Regions from separate parts of the Homo sapiens genome. Here region 1 is linked to region 2. A link is a contact called in ENCODE Hi-C or POLR2A ChIA-PET data. All regions are on one chromosome and are shown on one strand. The core of a region is the stretch at or near the end of the contact, and the rest is flanking DNA. Distances in the headings are between cores, read along the strand shown. Region 1 holds the start of FAM131B-AS2 (FAM131B antisense RNA 2). Region 2 holds the start of AGK-DT (AGK divergent transcript).

Evidence for each region. Hi-C counts contacts between places; a loop is a spot of excess contacts on that map. ChIA-PET counts read pairs that join two places held with the same protein, here RNA polymerase II (POLR2A). Pooled maps may share reads with other maps.
Region 1: a loop to region 2 is called in a pooled map, with 4 times the contacts of the local background. The contact joins the promoter of FAM131B-AS2 here to the promoter of AGK-DT in region 2. A Hi-C loop is called at or near these places in 5 of 50 pooled maps. POLR2A ChIA-PET finds 5 or more read pairs at or near these places in 2 of 52 experiments (activated CD4-positive, alpha-beta T cell and activated naive CD4-positive, alpha-beta T cell).

What each region holds. Positions count from the first base shown.
Region 1 is chr7:143,376,793-143,382,274 of GRCh38, forward strand. FAM131B-AS2 (FAM131B antisense RNA 2) reads right to left here and starts at 4,233. Exons shown (of 2, transcript NR_161353.1): 1 at 3,474-4,233; 2 at 2,363-3,317. It overlaps ZYX (zyxin), which reads left to right and starts at 4,553. Exons shown (of 10, transcript NM_003461.5): 1 at 4,553-4,617; 2 at 4,765-4,987; 3 at 5,456-5,482. The coding sequence starts at 4,780. It also overlaps a transcript of FAM131B not described here. RefSeq lists enhancers at 3,113-3,192, 3,349-4,249, 3,373-3,462 and silencers at 3,963-4,992, 5,023-5,072.
Region 2 is chr7:141,548,436-141,553,318 of GRCh38, forward strand. AGK-DT (AGK divergent transcript) reads right to left here and starts at 2,909. Exons shown (of 6, transcript NR_183408.1): 1 at 2,709-2,909. It overlaps AGK (acylglycerol kinase), which reads left to right and starts at 2,975. Exons shown (of 16, transcript NM_018238.4): 1 at 2,975-2,999. RefSeq lists silencers at 2,770-2,859, 3,040-3,219.

The DNA.
Region 1 (5,482 bases), core at 2,983-5,482, 1.8 Mb after region 2:
CAGCGCAAGGGAGGTGCTCCAATATCAGGAAAAAGATACAACGGCTCTTTCATTTCTCTCCTTTCTTTTTTCAGATTATAAAGTAATACATGTTCACAGGGACAAAATACAAAAGTATAAAAGCCTTCTGTCCTCCTCAATCTACTCCCTAACATTAACTACTGTTAACAATTCTTTTTTATTTGTTTATTTTTTTGACACACAGTCGCATTCCTCGCCCAGGATGGAGTGCAGTGGCACGATCTCGATCTCGGCTCACTGCAACCTCCACCTCCTGGTTCAAGCAATTCTCGTAGCTGGGATTACAGGCGCACACCACCAACCCGGCTTATGTTTGTATTTTTTCTAGAGACGGGGTTTCTCCATGTTGGCCATGCCTAGTCTTGAACTCCCGGCCTCAAGTGATCCTCCCACCTCAGCCTCCCAAGGTGGTGAGATTACAGGCATGAGCCACTGCGCCTGGCTGTGCTGTTAACAATTCTTGACATCTTCTGGAAATGTGCTATTTTACAAAAGCACGTATACATATAGCTTGCATATACAAAATGTGTGTATGTGTTCACATGCAGATAGATATATAAACAGACAGAATTTGATGGTGTCATGAGACAGAAAGAGAAAATGGTAGCCCACAGGTATAAAGTAGGGGTGTTGGGGTGAAGGCAGACTTGAAAGGGGCTGTTGATGGACCAGGTAGGAGGGCCTGAGGAGAAGTGATGGAATACAAGGATGGAAGCAAGGATGGGGCAGGAGAGTCTTAATATTTGTGTTGCAAAAAAATTTTGCAGTTTAGGAGGTGAGAAATCCAACATCCAGTTAGCCTCAGTTTCCTTAACTAAAAAATGGGATAATGATGTATATTCCTCACAGGTTTATAGTGATGATTAGAAGGGGCGAATATATATATAAACAAACATACATATATGTTTGTTTGTTTTTTGGACAGAGTCTCGATCTGTCACCCAGGCTGGTATGCAGTGGTGCGATTTTGGCTCACTGCAACCTCCGCCTCCCAGGTTCAAGTGATTCTCCCATCTTAGCCTCCTGAGTAGCTGAGACTACAGGCACGTGCCACCACGCCCAGCTAATTTTTGTATTTTTAGTAGAGATGGGGTTTCACTATATCTTGGCCAGGTTGGTCTTGAACTCCTGACCTCAGGTGATCCACCCACCTTGGCCTCCCAAAGTGCTGGGATTACAGGCGTGAGCCACTGTGCCTGGCCAGGGCTAATATATTTAAAGTGCTTAGCATTGCACCTCAAACAATATTCTAAGCATTCTCTCAGCGTGTGCTGCTATTATAGTTGTTGATGTTATTAGGGTGCTGCTATTGTTGCTGTTTTCAGAATGCTTCACGTGGTCCCTGGCCCGTGAGTGAACCTCTATCCATCTGCAGTTGGCATATGGAAAGAACCTCCTGGTCACATTTCTCTTTCCATTTTAGAAATCATTCTTTTGTTGTGACACTGTCTTTTCATTTTCCTTCCCTGACTGCTCTTAACTTCCTACTTTATGCTGTGCACTCTTGAAGAAAACTTTCTGGTACCTGATGGTTATAAATCCTTGGAGGCGCGTGAAGATGTTTTAGGTAGTAAAGGGCAGTGGCCATTTTCTCACTTTGTCTCCCTGGCCTGGTCTTAAGCTGTTGGGCATTCTTTAGTCAGGAACATCTTCTTATTTGCTGTACTTCACACATACTGCCTAAGGATATCAATTAGAATTGCTTACTTAAGAAAAATGCCCAGCAATCGTTAAGGCCACTCTTGTTCATTTCCTGCATTTTTTTTTTTTTTTTTTTTGAGATGGAGTCTCACTCTGTTGCCCAGGCTGGAGTGCAGTGGCGTGATCTTGGCTCACTGCAACTTCCGCCTCCTGGGTTCAAGCGATTCTTCTCCTGCTTCAGCCTCCCCAGTAGCTGGGACTACACGCTCCCGCCACCTCACCAGGCTAATTTTTGTATTTTTAGTAGAGACTGGGTTTCACCACGTTGGTCAGGCTTGTCTCAAACTTCCGACCTCAAGTGATCTGCCTGCCTTGGCCTCCAAAGTGCTGGGATTACAGGCGTGAGCCACTGCGCCCAGCCCATTGTCTTCATTTTAAGAGCACTGACTCTGCTGCTCCTCTTGAGACATCTTGGGCAGTGATTCTGTTCTTCTGGGATACTCTGGGTGTTTCTACTTGTATTTAGAATGGCTGGCTTAAAAGTCTTTGTTTGAATATTCCGCATTCTGAATGCTCTTAGTTGTCAGTAAAACTATGCCTGCCTACGCACTCTTCTATTTCTGATTTAAAAATAGGTTCAGCTGCCTAACAATTACACATACTCTATTTTGCACGCGCACATTACTTAAGGAGACATTTAGAGGGTAGATAGCTTTTATTCCTATGAGTTATCTTGAAATCATCTTCTTAACTATCTTTTTTTCCCCAAAGGGGCCATATTTTGAAGGATTTGTGATGAGACTTTTGGTCTGTGAAGCCCAAGACACAATCTCCAACATGCACAGGAAATCCAGTATCAAATTTCTAACATGTCTTCAGAGACAGGCCCAGGGCTGGCTTGAGCGTGTCAGAGAGGTGTGCACTGCGTACTACCCATCATACATGGCCACACATGCCTGTGGCTGTGAGAAATACTGGTGGTGACAAAGACAATGAGATGCCAGAGAAAAAGATCAGTGGGGTTTGCAAAAGTGATTAAGATGTCGTCCTAGGTATAATTAAAGACTTAATAAGGTTGAAGGAAAGAGAGGACATTGCACATACCGAGGCCCCTGAGAGATCTGCCTGGCAACCCAGAAAGGGACATATGGGGGAAAACGCCTTAGTGTAACCAGGTCAGAATTTTCATTCTGGGCAGAACTGGAATTTGAATAATAATACTGAGTCATATAGCGCATACAGCTATGACATTTCATTTATTTCTCTATATAATGCAATAAAGTAGATGGATTAACCGTGACGTTTACAGATGGAGCAGGGGAGAATGAAGAGGCGTCAGTTTGGGCATCAGGCTGGATCTTCACACTCTGACCTCACTCTGCTCTATCCTGCCCAGTGTTGCTTCACCTGATATCAGGGGTGCAAGGCAACCAGATCTGACACCAGTTTCAGTTTAGATCCTGCCTTTACCTGGGTGTGACCCGGGTCCATCTCTTCAGCTCGGCCTCTGCTTTCTCTTCATAAACTTTTGGGGTTAGTCCTCGGATGATCTCTAAAACATGGCCCAGGTGCTCCTTGCCAGTAGAGTGTAGCCGGATTTGGAGGGACTGGACACTCAGTGTGAACAAGACGAAGGCCTCAGGAGGCAGTAAAAGCTGACAAGAGGAGAGAAAATGAAGCGCCTACGGGTGCATACTGGACTAGCGGGCGAAAGGCCATGACTCCTTAGTTTGGAGAAAGAACTGGGGCCGAGATTGGGGAAGTTTCCCAGTGCAATTAAAAAAAAAAAAAAAAAGAACTAGAAGAATTACCCAGGTCTGGCTTCTTTCGTGTAGCCTGGGGCTGAGTCGCAGGCTGAGAAATCCAGTCTGGCCAGTAGGGGGCTCCACCAAGCGCAGTCTCAGAATGCCCAAGAGCTCCACCGTCGCCCGGGGTCTCCACCAAGCGCAGTCTCAGAATGCCCAAGAGCCCCACCGTCGCCCGGGGTCTCCAAGAGGAGTGGGTCGTGGTGGGCGTTGAAGGGCCGTAAAAGACGAGCAGCCCGCGTCCGCGTCCGTCCTCCCGGGTCTCCAGTCCGCAGGCGGCCGCCGCCTCGGCCCCGCCCTCCCACCTCCATTCCCGGCCCCGCGGACCCGAACGGTCCCTCTCGCAACCGATCTGCTGGCTGGGGCGCTGGGGATGCGAATTCCTAGAAGCCTTAAGAGGCTGCCCAGCGTTGGAAGTTCGTATCCCCAAGAATGCTGGAGGTTCCGGCTCACACACCCCCTCCGGGCACAGAGTCAGCTGGGGGGTGCTGGGAGGGAGAACGCCCCGCTCCTCACCCCCCATCCCCGTGCACCCTGGAGCCCAGCTCCATACGTTCGGCCACCCCAGGCGGACTCGGGGTGGCCGGGTAGCGGGTGGTGGCAGGAGGGGACCGGGTAACGGCAGGCCCGAGAGGAGGTCGCTGGGCCGGGCCGGAGGCGCACAGGGGCTGCGTGGCTACCTCGGCGGCACCCGCCCCACCTCCGCCGGCTAAGCCCGGAGGGGGACGGTGAGTCAGATCTCGGGCACCCGCGGGTCGGGCGGGGAGGGGGAGGCAGGTCAGGAAATGACATCAGAGGCCTGTGCTCAGGGAGTGGGGGTCTGAGCCGGGCTGGGGCGGCGGGGGCGGCAGTGAGTGGGGTGGGGGCGAGCGGACCTCGGCGGAGCCTCCGGCCTGAGGCAGGATCAGGGCCCCTTCCTGGGGGAGTTTCCTGCCTGGTCCGCCCTTCCCCGCTCTCCCCGCCCCCTCTCCGGGCCGCTCCTTGTATGGTCTGGGCGCCGCTCTCTCCCCGCCCCCTCTCTTCTCCCTCCCTCCTCCTTCCGTGTGTCCCTCCCCGCCCGGCTGGAGGCTGCTCCGGACCGGGACGCAGAGTCTGCGGACCCGGCGCCGAGGCGGCCACCCGAGACGCGGCGCGCACGCTCCGGCCTGCGGTGAGGCGCGGGGAGCGGCAGGGCGGCCCCACGGGGAGGGGGCGCGGGGCGCCGGGAGGGGGCGAGTGGGGGTCACCAAGGGGAGCTGGGACCGCCTGGGGCTCCTGAGCCCGGCTCCGCGCTGCGTAACCCGGCGACCCACCCCAGCAGCCCGGCCCGGCCATGGCGGCCCCCCGCCCGTCTCCCGCGATCTCCGTTTCGGTCTCGGCTCCGGCTTTTTACGCCCCGCAGAAGAAGTTCGGCCCTGTGGTGGCCCCAAAGCCCAAAGTGAATCCCTTCCGGCCCGGGGACAGCGAGCCTCCCCCGGCACCCGGGGCCCAGCGCGCACAGATGGGCCGGGTGGGCGAGATTCCCCCGCCGCCCCCGGAAGGTATGCGGCGGGGCTTGGGGAATGTACCCCGGCAGGAGCCGGGGTGGGGGGCAGTCGTTTCGGGAATTTGGGGATGTCTGGAAAGGTTGTTGCCGAGGGGGCTGGGCGCAGCCACCCTGTCCCGAGCAGATGTTCTTACCTCATCGTGGAGCTCGTGGCTGGGAGCCAGGGCTCCTGGGACCGTTCCAAGTCCCCCGCCTGGGAGTGGGAGTCGGGAATGTGGGGCACGAATCTTCCCCTCCGGGTCCGTTTTCCGAAGTGTAACGGGAGCTGCACCACTCCTCGGCAGTGCGCCCGGCCTTTCCTGACCTGGTACTCCCAGGGCGCCCTGCGCCCCTCCTTTGCTTCCCCACACGCTCTGGGACCCCTGAGAGAGTTCTTGGGTTAGGGGTTAGAGCGGTTAACTGAGGGGAGCTTGGGTGAGGGGTAGAGGGACCCCGGCCGACGTCTTTCTCCTTCCTACCCCAGACTTTCCCCTGCCTCCACCTCCCCTTG
Region 2 (4,883 bases), core at 1,659-4,158:
AAGAGAATGTTACCTCAGGATTGGTTCTGGACTAATGAGAAGCTACTGGGATGGTCAGCCACCATATTTGGAAAATGCTAGAGATCTTGAGTTGTAAGACTCTTCCATTCCTGGGAGCTACTAGATGTCAGTCAGTACATTCGTCCTCAAGGGAACATAAATTCATTTTGTAAGCAACTGGGGCCCATACTTTCAATGTGTCACTTATTTCAATATGCATAAAGTATAGTATTATATGTGGCAATGTGTTAGTTGTGAAAAGAGACACAAGTCCCTATCCTTGACAGTGCAAAATGTTCTTCTCTGACGATCCCAGGCAAGAGCTGAAGACCCAGGCAAATTCCAAATAGCTCCTTGGGAACCTCGCTCAGCTGTTAGTGATAGTGAACAAAGAACATGGAAAAGGAAGTACATAAGCCAAGCCCTTCTCTCTGGCTGTGTGCATTTGGATCTGTCTTTGGTCCTCTCTGTGGCATGAATGTGCCATTGAGCCTCAGGGACTGTGCCCGAGGCACTGTTCCAGGCCTCTAAGGGCCAGAGTGTCAGACCTGAGTCTTCTCTGGCATCGTAGATCCTTAACACGGATCAGCAAAGGAAGCTCTCCAGGACTCTCTTTGACTATGAGAGGGAACTTGTGTTAATCCTTGACTAAGAGTTTTGTTTTGTTTTGTTTTGTTTTTTGAGAGGTAGTTTTGCTCTTCTTGCCCAGGCTAGAGCGCAATGGCGCGATATCGGCTCACTGTAACCTCCGCCTCCCAGGTTCAAGCAATTCTCTTGTCTCAGCCTCCCATGTAGCTGGGATTACAGACACCTGCCACCACGCTTGGCTAATTTTTGTACTTTTAGTAGAGACAGTTTCACCATATTGGCCAGGCTGGTCTCAAACTCCTGACCTTAGGCAATCCACCCATCTTGGCCTCCCAAAGTGCTGGGATTACAGGCTTGAGCCACTGCGCCCAGCCTAACAGAAGTTCTTGGGGCTGCCTAAGTCAGAGTGTCAGGTTTCTGTTGGGCTGCAGGAACCCATTCAGGGCTGGCTAGAGCTTGTGCCTGATTATTCTGGAATCTGAATGCATCCTAGTAAAATGGTATTTGGAAGAGAGTAGAATTGGTATAGGTCTCCAAAACTCCAACCTACACATCTGCCTGCAGGTGTGTATTCAGATTCCCTTAATCTCCTATATTTCCATCCTTCTTCATCCTTCATCAAAGCTGACCTTTTCTTATTTGGGGAACCACTTTCATGCTGAAGCCCTAAAGCATACGCTGAGTCTGACCCTTGGAACATCAAAATCAAGTCTCAGATTTTTCTAGCCTGCAGGTGAGCAGTTCAGAAGCTTATTTCCAAACACAAACGCTTTAGATAGTTGGAAAAGAGGAACTGAAAATAATGGTCTTCCATACCCTATGACAACATTTTAGAGCTAGAAGGGTTTTTTTTTAATAGTAATGTTCTCAGTCCCCTAGTTTACAGATGGAGACTCAGGAGAGAGGGCTAGAAATTTCTTGCTACTAAACAGTGTGGCCCAATGGATTGGTGCACCCTGGCATAAGGAATATGTTTACTGCACCATAGCCTCATTGAAGGTCCCCGCCCCGGCCTTTTTTTTTTGAAGCATTCACCTAGGGAGACATAGGTAGGATGCATGTCTACACGTAGGAAATGTGCAGACTAGATAGCAAGCTCCATGGGGCAGGAACCATGAAGGGCCTTGTACCTGAGCATACCCCCAGTGCCTGATGCAGGGCCTAGTGCACACTCAAATGTTGGTTGACTGGCCGGGTGCGATGGCTCATGCCTATAATCGTAGCACTTTGGGAGGCCAAGGCGGGCAGATCGCTTGAGGTCAGGAGTTCGAGACCAGCCTGGCCAACGTGACAAAACCCCCGTCTTTACTAAAAATACAAAAAAATTTAGCTGGGCCTGGTGGCACACACCTGTAATCCCAGTTACTCGGGAGGCTGAGGCACAAGAATTGCTTGAACCCGGGAAGCAGAGGCTGCAGTGAGCTGAGATTGCACCACTGCACTAGCGCCTGAGCCACAGAGTGAGACCCTGTCTAAAAAAAAAAAAAAGTTGGCAGACTGAATGCTGGAAAGAAGAAGGACCTGGCTTTGTCCCCACACCAATCTGGTGGGCGAGTACAGAATGTAAACTGTCTGGAGGTTGGCATTGGCCTAGCTTCTCCGTTGCTCTCTTGTTCTCTAGAATCCAATCAAGCACCTGTGGCCAGAGAGCTGTGTGAAATGGAAACCAGTCCCACCAGCCCCTGATTGCACCCCCGCAATGTCTTCTCGCCCTGTTTAATGTCATGTCCAAACTCCTGGCCGCCGTGGCCTGTCTCCACCTCTCCAGCTTCCTCGCTTGGCCTGTCTCCTTAGCTCTCTCTGTCTCACCCACACTGGCCTGCAACTCGCCAGAGTGCCCCAGGCTTTTCAGCTTTTGCACGGGCCCTTCCCTCTCCAGGCTCTCTCCCCTGGATCTTTGCTTCAGCTGCTCCTTCTTGACATCCAGGTCTCAGACCAATGGCCCCTTACTCAGAAGGCCTAGCGCAGGCCGCCTAATTTCACACAGTTCTCCCCCTTCCCGCACTGCCTTCCATCACCTCGTTTCATTTTCTTCGTGGCACGGAGCACCATCTCCAATGGCCTTGTTCATTTAGTTAATTTATTTTCCGACTTAGTTCCAGGTGCTAAAACAGTGTTACCTTGGCAGGCTTCCCATCAAATATTGTTGCGCAAAGGATGGATGGATGAAAGGAAGAGTGAGCCAATAAACGAGGGAACGCCGGGAAAGGCAGCCTCAAGCCGGTGGGCCCTGCCACCCCCACCGTCCCTGAGCATCCGAGCCGGTTCCCGCCCCCGGCCCGAACTGGCCCGCGCGCGCTCGCAGCCCCGCGGCGGAACCCGAGGGCGGCGGCAGCGGTTTCCCTTGAACGAGCCGGGGAATCTGGAGGGAGCACACAGGAAAGGCAGAGCCGCGAGCTGGACCAGCCGTGGTGAGTGCAGCGGCGCCCAGGCGGGGAGCGCAGTGCGGGTCGCTGGGACTGAGCGCGCGAGCGGGGTGGGAGTCGGGATGGGGGCCCGGGGCGCTGGGCGGAGCCTCTGGAGTCGCGCTGGGCCGAGAGCCGCGGGGACCCAAGCATCAGGGGTCGTGGGTGCAGGCGGCGGCGCGGCTTGAGGGTAGGGGGTGCGGGCCTGGCCGGCGCGGCAGGGGAGGGCCTCGCGCGGATCCCGTGGTCACGGCGGGAGTCAGCTGTCCTGGGTTCGAGTCCCAGAGCTGTCGCTAACTTGTGGACCCCCCTCACTTCGTCCCTTGGGCTTCAGCATAGCCCTTTGCAAAATGGGGCCAATAGTATCAGATCCATTGATGGGTTGGTTGGTTCATTCATTCTGGCGCTTTACTAGGTTCTGGTGCTGCAGATGGATAGACGAACTTGCCCATGAGGGGTTCACTATCTAGTAAGAAAAACATTTCCACCTGGATACTCCACAGGCGTGTCAAATTCAGTATCTCCTAAACCGCACTACTTTTCTCCACAAACCTACCACTCAAATCTAAATGACTGAAATCACTATTCAACCAGTCACCCAAGCACAAAAACCTGGCTTGGTTCCTCCTCTCTCACTTACTACAGTCAATGGACCACCAACTGCTGCCAATTTCTACTTTCTAAAGCTTTCCAAATCCATCCTTTATCTTGGTTTGTTCTTTTAGGAGCCTACAGATTATGGCAATAACTTCCTAATGGTTCTCTTTAGCTTTAATTTTAGCTTCTTCCAGTTCATTTTTCATTCTGCTATAAAGTGGTCTTTTAACAGTTCAAATATGATTATATCACTCACCTGCTTAAAGCCCATTAAAGGTTTTTCATTGTCTTCAAAATAATAGCCAAAGTCCTTAGTGTGGGTTCAAGGTCTTTTCTAATCCCACCTGGTCTTCAATCCTTTATCTCTAAACCACTGTTTCTCAAAGTCTGGTATAGTGGTGACCTCCATTGCAACCAACATGGGAGTACTTGTTAACAAGTGAAGATGACAGCTTAATTCCAGAACAAATGAGACTCTTGCGGGAAGGGGCAGTTCCCAGGATTCTGTGTTTTTAACAAGTTCTGCACTAAAGGTTGAGAACCCCTGTTCTAGACACTCCAATTTTTACTCCGCTGTTGATGAGATTCAGGACACACTGCCGCAAAATATGACTCGTTGGCATTAGAGGAAACAACTGAAGCAGGAAAGTCACTTTGTGTCTTCCCACTTTTCTCCCCTGAAGCAGGCCATAAAAGAATTGTTTGACCTTCTTCTGTATAAGACCCTTCAGTGAGAGGTGCTCATCCTGTAAGTATAGGATCGAGGAAAGGAATGCCCTTATCTTTGAAGACACAGGTACACAGAGAAGAATCAGAACAAATAGGCCTTGCTAAATTCTCCCCAGCGTATTACTGTTAGATCATACCCCCTTTTTCCAGTCTCAGCCATGAACCTAATTCTCCCCTCAACTATCTACGTATGTTTCTCTCAACACACTTTACTGTCTTTTATGCCTTTGTACACTCTCAGTTTGGGCTACTGTAAAAAAAAAATAGCAAAAACTGGGTGGCTTAAACAACAGAAATTTAATTCTCACAGTTCCGGAGGCTGGAAGTCCAAAGTTAAGGTGCCAGCATGGTTGAGTGCATGGTGATAGCTCTCTTCCTCGGTTTGTAGAGATCTGTCTTCTTGCTGTATCCTCACAATGCAGAGAGACCATCTCTGTAGTGTCTAGTCTCATAAGGACACTAATCCCTTTCATGGGAGCCACTCTTATGACCCAATTATCTCCCGAAGGCTCTATCTCCTAATACCATCTCAATGGGGATAGGGCTTCCACATCACCATTTTTG